Linked DNA regions of Homo sapiens: region 2 is linked to region 1. A link is an interaction called in ENCODE POLR2A ChIA-PET data of the cell type or tissue named here. Cell type or tissue: PC-3. All regions are shown on one strand. Links, peaks and the distances in the headings refer to the core of each region. The heading gives the core; the rest is flanking DNA.

Region 1 (5,375 bases), core at 133-5,132:
CTCCTTCAGCCTCTGCAAACAGAGGGGAGGCGCAGCAGGGCCGTCCCCTGCTCTGTTGGGGGCTGCCTGTAGGCTCTGTCCACACTTCTGATGTCTGCGGGCCAGGCACAAATGGCTTGGCTGGCCAGGTTAGCTTCCTCAGTTCATTCCTCCTTTTCCTCCCCGCTGGGGTGGCTTGTGGCCATGGAGATGGGCATTTCTTGGGTCACATTCCCTTTTCTCCTGCCTTTGGGTAACTTTTAGCCAGTTTTCCCTCAAGTCTATGGGTCCATATCTTTTTTGGGGGGACAGGATCTCACTCTGTCACCTAGACTGGAGTGCAGCAGTGCCATCTCAGCTCACTGCAGCCTGCACCTCCCAGGCTCAAGCGATCCTCCCACCTCAGCTTCCCAAGTAGTTGGGACTACAGGTAGGCGTCGCCATGCCCGGCTAATCTTTTAATTTCTTGTAGAGATGGGGTCTCTCTACATTGCCCAGGCTGGTCTCGAACTCCTGGGCTCAAGCCCTCCACCCGTCTCAGCCTCTCAAAGTTCTGGGATTACAAGCGTGAGCCTCCACACCCAGCCCATGGGTCCATTTCCGACTCTGCCCCACATTCAATCTCTGTCTATAAACTCTGGATTGATGTGATTATTCCCCATATTCCAGCTACACTCCTTATCAGTTAGTCCAGGCAGCTGGCCAGCTGCATCTGCTGCCCTCTGAGAAATGAAGCGGTTACTAGAACGCCACGCCACTTAGCAGGGTCGGGCTCGGGCCCCCAGGCAGCTCTCTCATCTCCAGCTGTGTGTGGGCGACGCTCAGCCACTTCTCCTGGGTCCTTACCCATTGCTCGCCCCTTTCTGTCAATAGGACTACTCCCTGCTACATACAGAATCTACCTTTGCTTTGTTTTGTTTTGTTTGTTGAGACGGAGTCTCGCTCTGTCGCCCAGGCTGGAGTGCAGTGGTGTGATCTCAGCTCACTGCAAGCTCCGCCTTCCAGGTTCACGCCATTCTCCTGCCTCAGCCTCCCGAGTAGCTGGGACTACAGGTGCCCGCCACTGTGCCCAGCTAATTTTTTGTATTTTTAGTAGAGACGGGGTTTCACCGTGTTAGCCAAGATGGTCTCGATCTCCTGACCTCATGATCCGCCTGCCTCGGCCTCCCAAAGTGCTGGGATTACAGGCGTGAGCCACCACACCCAGCCTAGAATCTACCTTTTCAAACCAGACCTATTTTCCATAGCCCTGTTAGGTCCACAAGGCTTGCTCCAGGCTCAGCTGGGAATGAGGTGTAAGGATCATTTGAGAGCAGGGCCAGGCAATGACCAATGTCACCCAGTGAGATCACTTCATCCTCTCCAGGCCCCCAGGACAGTGGTGTCAAATGGGGTACAAGTCTCCCTGGGTCCAGAAAGGCTTGCCAAGAAGTACTCTGCTCAGAAAAATTTGAGGATCAATTTCTAGATCCTCGCATTTGATGTGCACTTCTCTCAAAACTGGCTGGAGACAGTTCTCACAGCCTCATCCACCTGAATCGTACTCTGATGGCTCACCTCAGGTCGCACAAAGCCTGGGTGCTGCACAAAGGTGTGATTGTGATTGGAAATACTGGCTTCTAGCGAGACTTTTAATGCTGGATCGGCCTCCCCGGCTTCCCATCCTTCGCATCTTATGCATATTTCTATTAAGGATGAGGCTGGCCGGTGTTGGGTTATTTTGCATTTAGGATCAATTAGAGATGCCGATTATTTTAATTGTAACTGGAAAGTTTCCCAGGACTATAAAATATTCACAATATACTAGATAAGACCCATGGATAAAAATTTTAAGTGATATCTTTGAGATTCTGTGTACATTTTAAGGTAGGTAACCTTTTAACTCCAATTATATAACTACATTTTTTTTTTTTTTTTTGAGACGGAGTCTCGCTCTGTCACCCAGGCTGGAGTGTAGTGGCGCTATCTCGGCTCACTGCAAGCTCTGCCTCCCGGGTTCACGCCATTCTCCTGCCTCAGTCTCCCAAGTAGCTGGGACTACAGGCGCCCGCCACCACGCCCGGCTAATTTTTTGTATTTTTAGTAGAGACGGGGTTTCACCATGTTAGCCAGGATGGTCTCGATCTCCTGACCTCATGATCCACCCGCCTCAGCCTCCCAAGGTGCTGGGATTACAGGCGTGAGCCACCGCGCCCGGCCCAGAATCTGCATTTTAAAAAAATCCCCAGTTCTAAGTACAGGGGCATCTTAGAAAATAAGAAATTTAGGCCTGGCGTGGTGGCTCAAGCCTGTAATCTCAGCATTTGGGAGGCCGGGGTGGGCAGATTACCTGGGGTCAGGAGTTCAAGACCAGCCTGGTCAACATGGTGAAACCCCATCTGTACTAAAAACACAAAAAATTTGCTGGCCATCGTGGTGGGTACCTTTAATCCCAGCTACTCAGGAGGCTGAGGCAGGAGAATCGCTTGAACCTGGGAGGTGGAGGTTGCAGTGAGCCAAGATCATGTCACTGCACTCCAGCCTGGGCGACCAAGAGTGAAACTCCATCTCAAAAAAAAAAAAAAAAAAAAGAAAAGAAGAAATGTTTTAAAAATGTAAATCCCCATGGGATTTTACGCACACAAATTTTGAGAACTGCCAGTCCTTTGTGGCTTTGAGCTGTATTTCTAAGGACTCTCTAGGTCTCAGTTTCCCCGTGGGTAAATGAGGATTCTAATAATTACCCCAGGCTGTATATAAAGCACTTGGCCACAGTAGGGACCCAGGAAACAAGGGCTATTATTATTTAATGAACTCAGGGCTCTGTGCCAGCTGCCCAGATGGCCCCTGGCTGGCAGCTCACAGACACCCCCTACTTGCCAAGAAAGGCAAACAAAGCCCTCTCCTGTCATAGGCATGAGACGAGGGGACCTCTGGCTGCCCAGCCCCGGCAGGGTAGCCTCTGCAGCTCTGGGCTACCCCCCTCACCCTGCACCAAGATTGGGGCCACCACAGCCAGCTCTCTGCAGATACCAGACCTCAGCTGCAGCCTTCCACCCGACATCAGAGCGCATGGCCCCATCTCTGCCCTCAACCATCAATCACATTTCCTAGTATCATAGAAAGTGAAAACCCAAACAATTCCTTTGTAAGATTTTTCATAAAAGGATTCATTTAAAAAAAATAAAATTAGAAGAAACCTGAGTTTGTCAGAAATACAATAAAGGGGCACTTTTACAAAGACAGTAACTCAGGAGTTTAATTTTCAGGGCACTCTGTCTGAGAGCACCTCTTTGACAGAAACATTCACTAAGACAAACTAATGTTTAAAATTATCCTGTGCCCCGGTGTTAGCCCGAGACAAAGAGGCAGCCAGGTTCTTTTTCACCATCTTCTCAGAAATCATTAATCAAAAGCCATTCCTGAGTCTGGCAGACTCTGCACTTTTCCTGTACAAAGGCTGACATTTATTTTCTACCAACTTAACACTGATTGACAGAGCTGCGAAGAAACATATAGGTGTCTGTATTATATCTAACTGAGTCAAGAGTTTGAAAGCACCATCCACTGGACTCTGCCCCAGGCGCTCCACCCGGGCTCGGGAGGACTCTGCACAGGAATATCTGTCCAGCAAGTACCTTCAAGGTCTCCTGAAAGGTCGGGTCCACGGTGTTCCTTTGGACTCCAGTCTTGCGCTTTCCCTGGGAGGATCTGTCGGGCAACAGGTAGGTCTTCACATACCTAGGGGCCAAACACAGCGGGGACAGAGTGAGAACTCAGGGAAAGGGGTGGATAAAGAGTTTGGGGGCAGCAGAGAACCCACATGCCAGCGTTTTCTTTACCAGGCTTCCTGCTGGAATTTTTGGGTTGATAGAAAGGACTTAATAGCCTAATAGTGAGCAACGTTAGTGCTGGGTGGGCAGCTTCTGATCCATGCAGTCTATGGTCAAATGCTAGCCACATAACCCTCTGGAATATTCCTGGGGGTGTGAAGCTCGTCCTGCCTTCCTCAGGCCCTACTCCATTTGGCGAAGACCATGGAACTAGAGATTCTCTCGCCTGCCTGGATGTCAAGGCCATGAGCCGGATTCCCGTCCCTTCTGCCACCCACCACCTGCAAAAGAAAAAAAAGTGGAAGTAGAAAGCATATGCCTCGCACTGTGCTGTTTCCTTGCAGGGGCCTCAAAGACTCTGCTCCTCCCAACCGCTGAGAAGTGGGATTCTGCTGAGTCTAGAGGTCGCACGCAGCATGACAGATGTCTCCATCTGCACTCACCCAGCCCCTGAAATCCAGGCGGAGAGGAAGACATGTCCTGTCCTGTTCTAGGCTGACCCCTCCATACAGGCCCCTACGCTGCCCTTCATGGCTCCTCTGGCAGCCCCAGTGATGGCAATGACCCCCCAACCAGCAGCAGCCCAAGCCCCCTCTCCACAGGCTAGAAACAGGCTCTACTTTCCAAAGTAAAAAATCACAGTGAGCCTCCTCTATCTGTGCCCTTCTTTAGCCCCAGTCTTGGGTCTCTTCTTCCCCCTAGGTTAAGCTTTTTGTGAAAATACTCGAAATCGGCCAGGAGGCCAGGCGCAGAAGCTCACAACTATAATCCCAGCACTTTGGGAGGATGAAGTGGACGGATCACCTGAGGTCAGGAGTTCCAGACCAGCCTGGCCAGCATGGTGAAACCCTGTCTCTACTAAAAATACAAAAATTAGCCAGGCATGATGGCATGTACCTGTAATCCCAGCTACTCAGGAGGCTGAGGCAGGAGAATCGCTTGTACCTGGGAGATGGAGGTTGCAGTGAGCCGAGATCGCGCCACTGCACTCCAGCCTGGGCAATAAAGCGAAATTCCATCTCAAAAAAGAAAAACAAAACAACCCAAAAACTGGCCAGGCACCTGGCTCAGGGAGGATTCCATAAGCCAGGAATTTGAGACCAGCGTGGGCAATACACAGGGAGAACTCATCTCCACGAAAAATTTAAAAGTCAACTGGGTGTGGTGGTGTGCACCTGTAGTCCCAGCTACTCGACGCCCGAAGTTGGAGGATCACCTGAGCCCAGGAGGTCAAGGCTGAAGTGAGCCATGATAACATCACTGCATTCCAGCCTAGACGGCAAAGCAAGACTCTGTCTCAAAAAATCAAACCAAAACAAAAAATCCCTCAAAACTCCATCTCTAATTCTTCACAGTTCATTTACTCTTAAGTTACTGAGCATTACACATTCATGCAATCTCAAATATGTAAAACAGAATATATAAAATATACCTATACGGTTGGAAGCATTATAATAAAGTGCACACCCATGTACCCCTGCCCCCCAGCTTAGGAAACAGAACATAACCAGTGACTTCCCTATCACAGTCCTGCCCGTAACCAGGTAATAACCACGTTGGATTTTATATTTATCACCCCCTTGG
Region 2 (5,375 bases), core at 235-5,234, 89 kb after region 1:
TTAGACTTCAAATATATATGGTTGGTTGAAATGGGGAAGAAGATACTGAGACCTTTCTAGAGATGATTTGGAATTGCTCTCTATGCCGCCAGGGCAGCTCACAGTAATTATTTTTTGCTCTCAAGCAAGGAAAAGCCTGAAGGACAATGGCTTCAGCAAACCAAAGAAACATGAGATGAGAAGGCGAATTCGGCCACCGTCCGTGCGACTTGGCACGCTGTGAGCGAAATGGACGGAATGCAGTTCAAGAGCAAAGAAATCAGGTTGAACCACTTCACCTCTCTGGCTAGATGACTGAAATACAGTAAGCCTTGCAAAGGGACAGGACACTTAAGTAAATGAATGCCAGGGCGTGCGTTAAACACAGCCCTCCGGATTTAGGGGGAAGAAACCCCAGCCACAATGCCCACACTGTGTAAGTGCCTCCCACAGTCTTTGTCCCTGGGGCACTCACACATCTGTGGCAATATTTAGAAGTTGTTTTCAAATCTCAGGGTCTCTGATGACTCCCATTCACACCAGCCTAGTATTCCTTCCCTTCTCCGAAGTTCTGTGATGTCCTTGTGCACCGTCTCCCCCAGCAGACGGAGTCACCCCTCTAGTGTTTTCACGGAGCTCATGGCCAGTTCATTCTTGCTTTGAACAGCAGGAGTCTAAGCCAAGTTGGCTCTTTATCGTTTTCAGAATGGGGAACGCAAAAACACCAATTCCATGTTAAAACTGGTATTAAAACCCCCTAAACACCAATTGATAACTATAAACGTAGATTCAGTCTGTCACTAAAGGGAAGCATGTCCATTTCTTTAGCTGAGTATTAAAGACAGGTCAGCTTCAAAAACGCAGTATTTAAAGCCTCAGATGATTACTCCAATATTCCCTAGATTATAATTTACTCCACTGGTACTGAAGGAGATAAATTAAGTGCTAAGAAAATGACAGCACTTAGTTAAGAGACCCAAATGAATCTGAACTCCTGGGTTAGCCCATCCTTCGACTTAACAAACTTTTGTTGTTTAAACAGGTTCTCACTCTGTTGCCCAGGCTGGAGTGCAGTGGTACAATCACAGCTCCCAGGTTCAAATGATCCTCTCATCTCAGCCTCCTGAGTAGCTGGGACTACAGGCATGCACCACCACACTTGGCTAATTTTTGTATTTTTTTGTAGAGATGGGGTCTCACTACGTTGCCCAGGCTGGACTCAAACTCCTGGGCTCCAGCAATCCACCCACCTTGGCCTCCCAAAATGCTAGGATTACGGTCATGAGCCACCACACTTGGCCCAAACTTCTGTAAATGAAAAAAATGTTGCTACATAAAATTTATTTTTGGATGAAGATAACTTCCAAGGCTAGAAAGGTAGCTCCCTATCAGGCACTCGGTACACATTTACTGGCTGAAGGTGAGGAGTGAGTGCTCTCTTTATGAGCGGTTTGTAAAGAGGCCTCCTCCGAGACCTGAATCAGTGGGAGGGATCCAACCACCGGCCATGCTTACCTGTCCTCGAAGCACACCGTGCACTTCCAGGCATGGGTCCCCCTCAGGAACACTCGGCACTGGGCACACACGCGGTGGCTGCAGCCCCGGCACACGGCGCCCCGGTGCAGCAGGAACCCCAGCACCTGCTGGCAGCGCGCACAGCACTTCTCTTTGTGCTCCCAGTCCGTGTTCTTCGCTCCTTTCCACCGGAGATGCTGCAGGTGTGTTTTCAGTTTCCTGCAGCCCTCAGAGTTAAAGAAGATAGTATTAGATGGAACACCTGACCCCAGGCTATAGGGCAAGAGCCCAGGCAGTAACCCCCATGGCAAGGGAAGGGGCTTTGGCATTCGACATCCCTGGACTCCAACATGGCTGTGTGAACTGGGCTCTCACTCAACATCTCAGAGTCGAGTCTCAAGGGTTTTTTCAACCGTGAAACAGGTGATATGACCTTACCTCCCAGGGTTGCTGTGAGGACTAAATGGCAAAGTATAAATAACATGCCTGGGGCAGAGAAGCTCCCTGCTAGGTCCATCCCTTCCTGCCCAAAGGCTGTTATGATAGTAAGCAAGAATAGTGAAAGGAGAGGAAAAGACACTGAAAGGAGCATCCATTCTAATCTGCAAGGCATGGAATAATCTAGAAACACACAGCATACATCCTGCTATGGGTATAAGTTGCCCAATAAAATCAACTGATGCTATGCTTTTGCTACATTTTTTTTTTAATAAGTGGTCAGCCCACTCCCCTAGACAAATAGCCATAGTGCAAAGAGATACTGTATTGGACCAAAAAGGTGTCATTTACTAGCACGCTCTTTTATGAATGTCTGTGATACCTACTTGTAGAAAAGATGAGCCAATCCCAAGAAACAAGATGACATCAGAAATGCACTTTAAAATTCAACTTTCAGGATCTACCCTAGAATTAGTACCCTTTGAAATACAACTTTGTTATCACTATGTCTATGTCACTTTGTTAATATTCAAAAGGATGTCTCAAATCACTGAAAGATCTTTCATCATCAAATAAAATTTCACTTTTCTCACTGTATTATAGTTTTTGTTTTCGTTTTTTTGTTGTTGGTTTGAGACAGAGGCTTGCTCTATTGCCCAGGCTGGAGTGCAGTGGCGCGATCTCAGCTCACTGCAAACTCCACCTCCCAGGTTCAAGGGATTCTCCTGTCTCAACCTCCTGAGTAGCTGGGATTACAGGCACCTGCCACCGCCCGGCTAATTTTTGTATTTTTAGTAGAGACAGGGTTTCACTATGTTGGCCAGGCTGGTCTCAAACTCCTGACCTCAGGTGATCCGCCCGCCTCAACCTCCCAAAGTGCTGGGATGACAGGCGTGAGCCACCACGCCCAGACTGTATTATAGTTTTTAATGGAAGAAAGTTTACAAGTGCACTTAGAAAGCTTTGAAATAACAGGGAGGATGAAGAATACTATACCAGAAAATTCTCCTCACTCCTCAAGCATTTGGTTGTCCAAAGTTTTGTTTTCTAATGTGTTCTGCCATTAGAAACCAAACCCTCACTTCCTCCATAGACATTGATAAACAAGCGCCAACCTGTTTAAAGATGGATCTTGACAGCTAAGGCGGAACACTGCTCTGCTAGAGTTCAGCACGCTTTTCTAAATGCTGACCCATATCAAACGGCCCGTGCAGCTTAGAGACAGACAGGGAAGAGTTCCCTGTTGGCAAAGCGGTCAGGAAACAGGCTAAGCAGGTTCATATTTTATGCTCCCCCTTCCTCAAAGCCAGCTGGGAAGCAAAAGCGAGCAAAGAAAAAAAGACAGGGCTGGATTCCATCAGAGTTGCTGCTTGTGAGCCTCTTTCTTTGCTTTTCTTTACACCTCCCGGCACCGTCAAAAATGAGGTAGGAAAACCCTTAACTGGAGGTCTTTCCTTAAAGAAGGGGTAAACTGGAAGCCTGAAAATGTCCCTTGAATGATTCCCACGAAGTCGGCAAACAGACAAGCAGATGGCAGACAGCAAACTTACCGCCCAAAGGCACCGTTTTAAATGAATAACAAGAGCGGCCTCCCTCCTCCTCCTGAGCGTCCTCTACGTTTAGTTACATAAGGAGGATCATCTCCACCAACAGACCTTCGTTAGGACCCTTCTCAGGCACGAAGCCCAGCAGCAGGTGGGTAGTGATTTGTAAGCAAACAGCATTGGCGACGGAGTGGCAGGCCCCAAGCAGAGAAAGCTAAACACCCAAAGTGACCCCCCGGGAAGGGCAGCCTACCGTGTCCTCTCCTCCTCTGTGTTTTGAACCGCCTGGTCTCGGTACAGGACCTGGAGAATGGCCTCGCGTTCTAACTCCTTGAGAGCACTCAGATCTATTTCTTGGGCCATTTCTTCTCCGTTTTCGTTGACCCAGGTTGGAAGAGCTTCACTGCATGGACCAAGCGCTCACGCCCTGCAGATGAGCGGCGGAGGCCAGCTGCAGCCAGCCTTGTTTAAAGAGCTCCCTCTCCTATTTCACTGGCAACTGTTTTGCTTGTGGTTCTTTTTTCCTTTTTAACTGTGTCATACTCCTTAGAAGAAGAAAGCCTCAAGAAGTTCTGCGTTTGTCGGAGTTACGGCTCGCAGAGCCTCGTGCTACCCGGGGGGTGTTTTCACCGGGTTCTGCAGCAGCTGCTGACATCCATCTAAGACAAAAGCATATCTCTTTTCTGAGGTTTCACCAGAGATTGTTATAAATTATCCACAGCTGCAAGCAGATAATTTCTGCAAAGCAGAAGTAATTTTCAAGCCAAGGAAATTTAGAAATAGCAATAAAAAGAGTATCAGTGACTCATAGAAGCTAACCTTCCATTTAAGATGTTTCCAGGTCAGCAGGAACCATCATGAAAAGCTCAGCCCGTTCAATACCTGCAGAAAAGAAAACAAAAAATGGCAACATTTTTCTTGGCTTAAGTATCTCTGCAGCATTACTTCCAAAAAGACAAAATATTCTACACAAACCCTTGCATTTTCTGCTCGCGGTGATAATGTAAAATTTTAAATTTGCTTAAATAACACTTCTCATATTTCTAAAAGCCTCAAACTTCCAAACTTGAATTTTCCTAATATGGATTCCATAACTTTAGTGGTCAGAGGACGTAAAAGTCTGTGTTTAATGTACATTACCCTAATTGAAGAAATACTGGAAAAATGACATTCCCAACTGTTGGCTATTATTTTTACCATTAACTTCAACACTCAAAAAATGTTTAATCAATTAAGGATGTATGAAGCAGCACCACCACAAGCTCAGCCTATCAATTATTTACAGTCTTGAATAAGTTTCATGAGCTGCCTTATGCATTAGCTCTTGTTTTTGTTTAATGACAGCTGAAAGGTTCTGCATACATCCTTTTATCCAGAAAATGCAGAAGATCAAATCAATATACTTCCTATAGTACCATTTTTGTTATTAAATCTATGGGAATCCCTTAGTGATAAGACGTCCTTTCAATGCTTTAAAAGCTAAACTTCCTTTGCTAGGCTTCAAAAAAAATCTGCATTATATTAATTTATGATCCATGGCAAATTAGTGAATGAGAGGCTAACAGAGCTCTAAGGTAGCATTTCCTTTAAGCAAAGGTTCTTAACCTTTTTCTTAATCTTTGGTAGTCTGGTGAAGCCTACGTATTTAAACGCATAAAATAAGGTATGCTGTGTTACATAGGAAGAAATTGATTATACTGAAATATTTAAAAATTGTAATATAGTAATATATGTGTTCCTTGATGCATGAAATATTAAGATCTAGCAGTGATCTAAGGACTCCCAGAATTTCAAAGTAGTGATGAATAGAAACAATGTCTTGAGATAGCTACAACATATCATGTGGTATGAAAATATCTGTGATTTCTGTTGGTGACAAAGTCACAAGTTCTGCTGATT

Evidence for each region. ChIA-PET counts read pairs that join two places held together with the same protein. Peaks named below come from ENCODE experiments on the same cell type or tissue, not always from the same donor. Only the 100,000 strongest peaks of a DNase experiment are listed, where the experiment ranks them.
Region 2: POLR2A ChIA-PET joins it to region 1 with 17 read pairs; 2 of 35 experiments call an interaction of 5 or more read pairs at or near these places.

What each region holds. Positions count from the first base shown.
Region 1 is chr6:158,750,252-158,755,626 of GRCh38, reverse strand. SYTL3 (synaptotagmin like 3) reads right to left here. Exons shown (of 18, transcript NM_001242394.2): 13 at 3,597-3,699. Among named protein-coding and RNA genes, the nearest start is that of MIR3918, 12 kb to the left of the region's middle. RefSeq lists an enhancer at 1-316. In PC-3, for the core only: no CTCF peak of the experiment used is centred there; no DNase peak of the experiment used is centred there.
Region 2 is chr6:158,661,733-158,667,107 of GRCh38, reverse strand. SYTL3 (synaptotagmin like 3) reads right to left here. Exons shown (of 18, transcript NM_001242394.2): 4 at 3,730-4,358; 5 at 1,495-1,713. The coding sequence starts at 3,839. Among named protein-coding and RNA genes, the nearest start is that of SYTL3, 14 kb to the right of the region's middle. In PC-3, for the core only: no CTCF peak of the experiment used is centred there; a DNase peak (open chromatin) is centred at 3,187; H3K4me3 peaks cover 1,446 bases.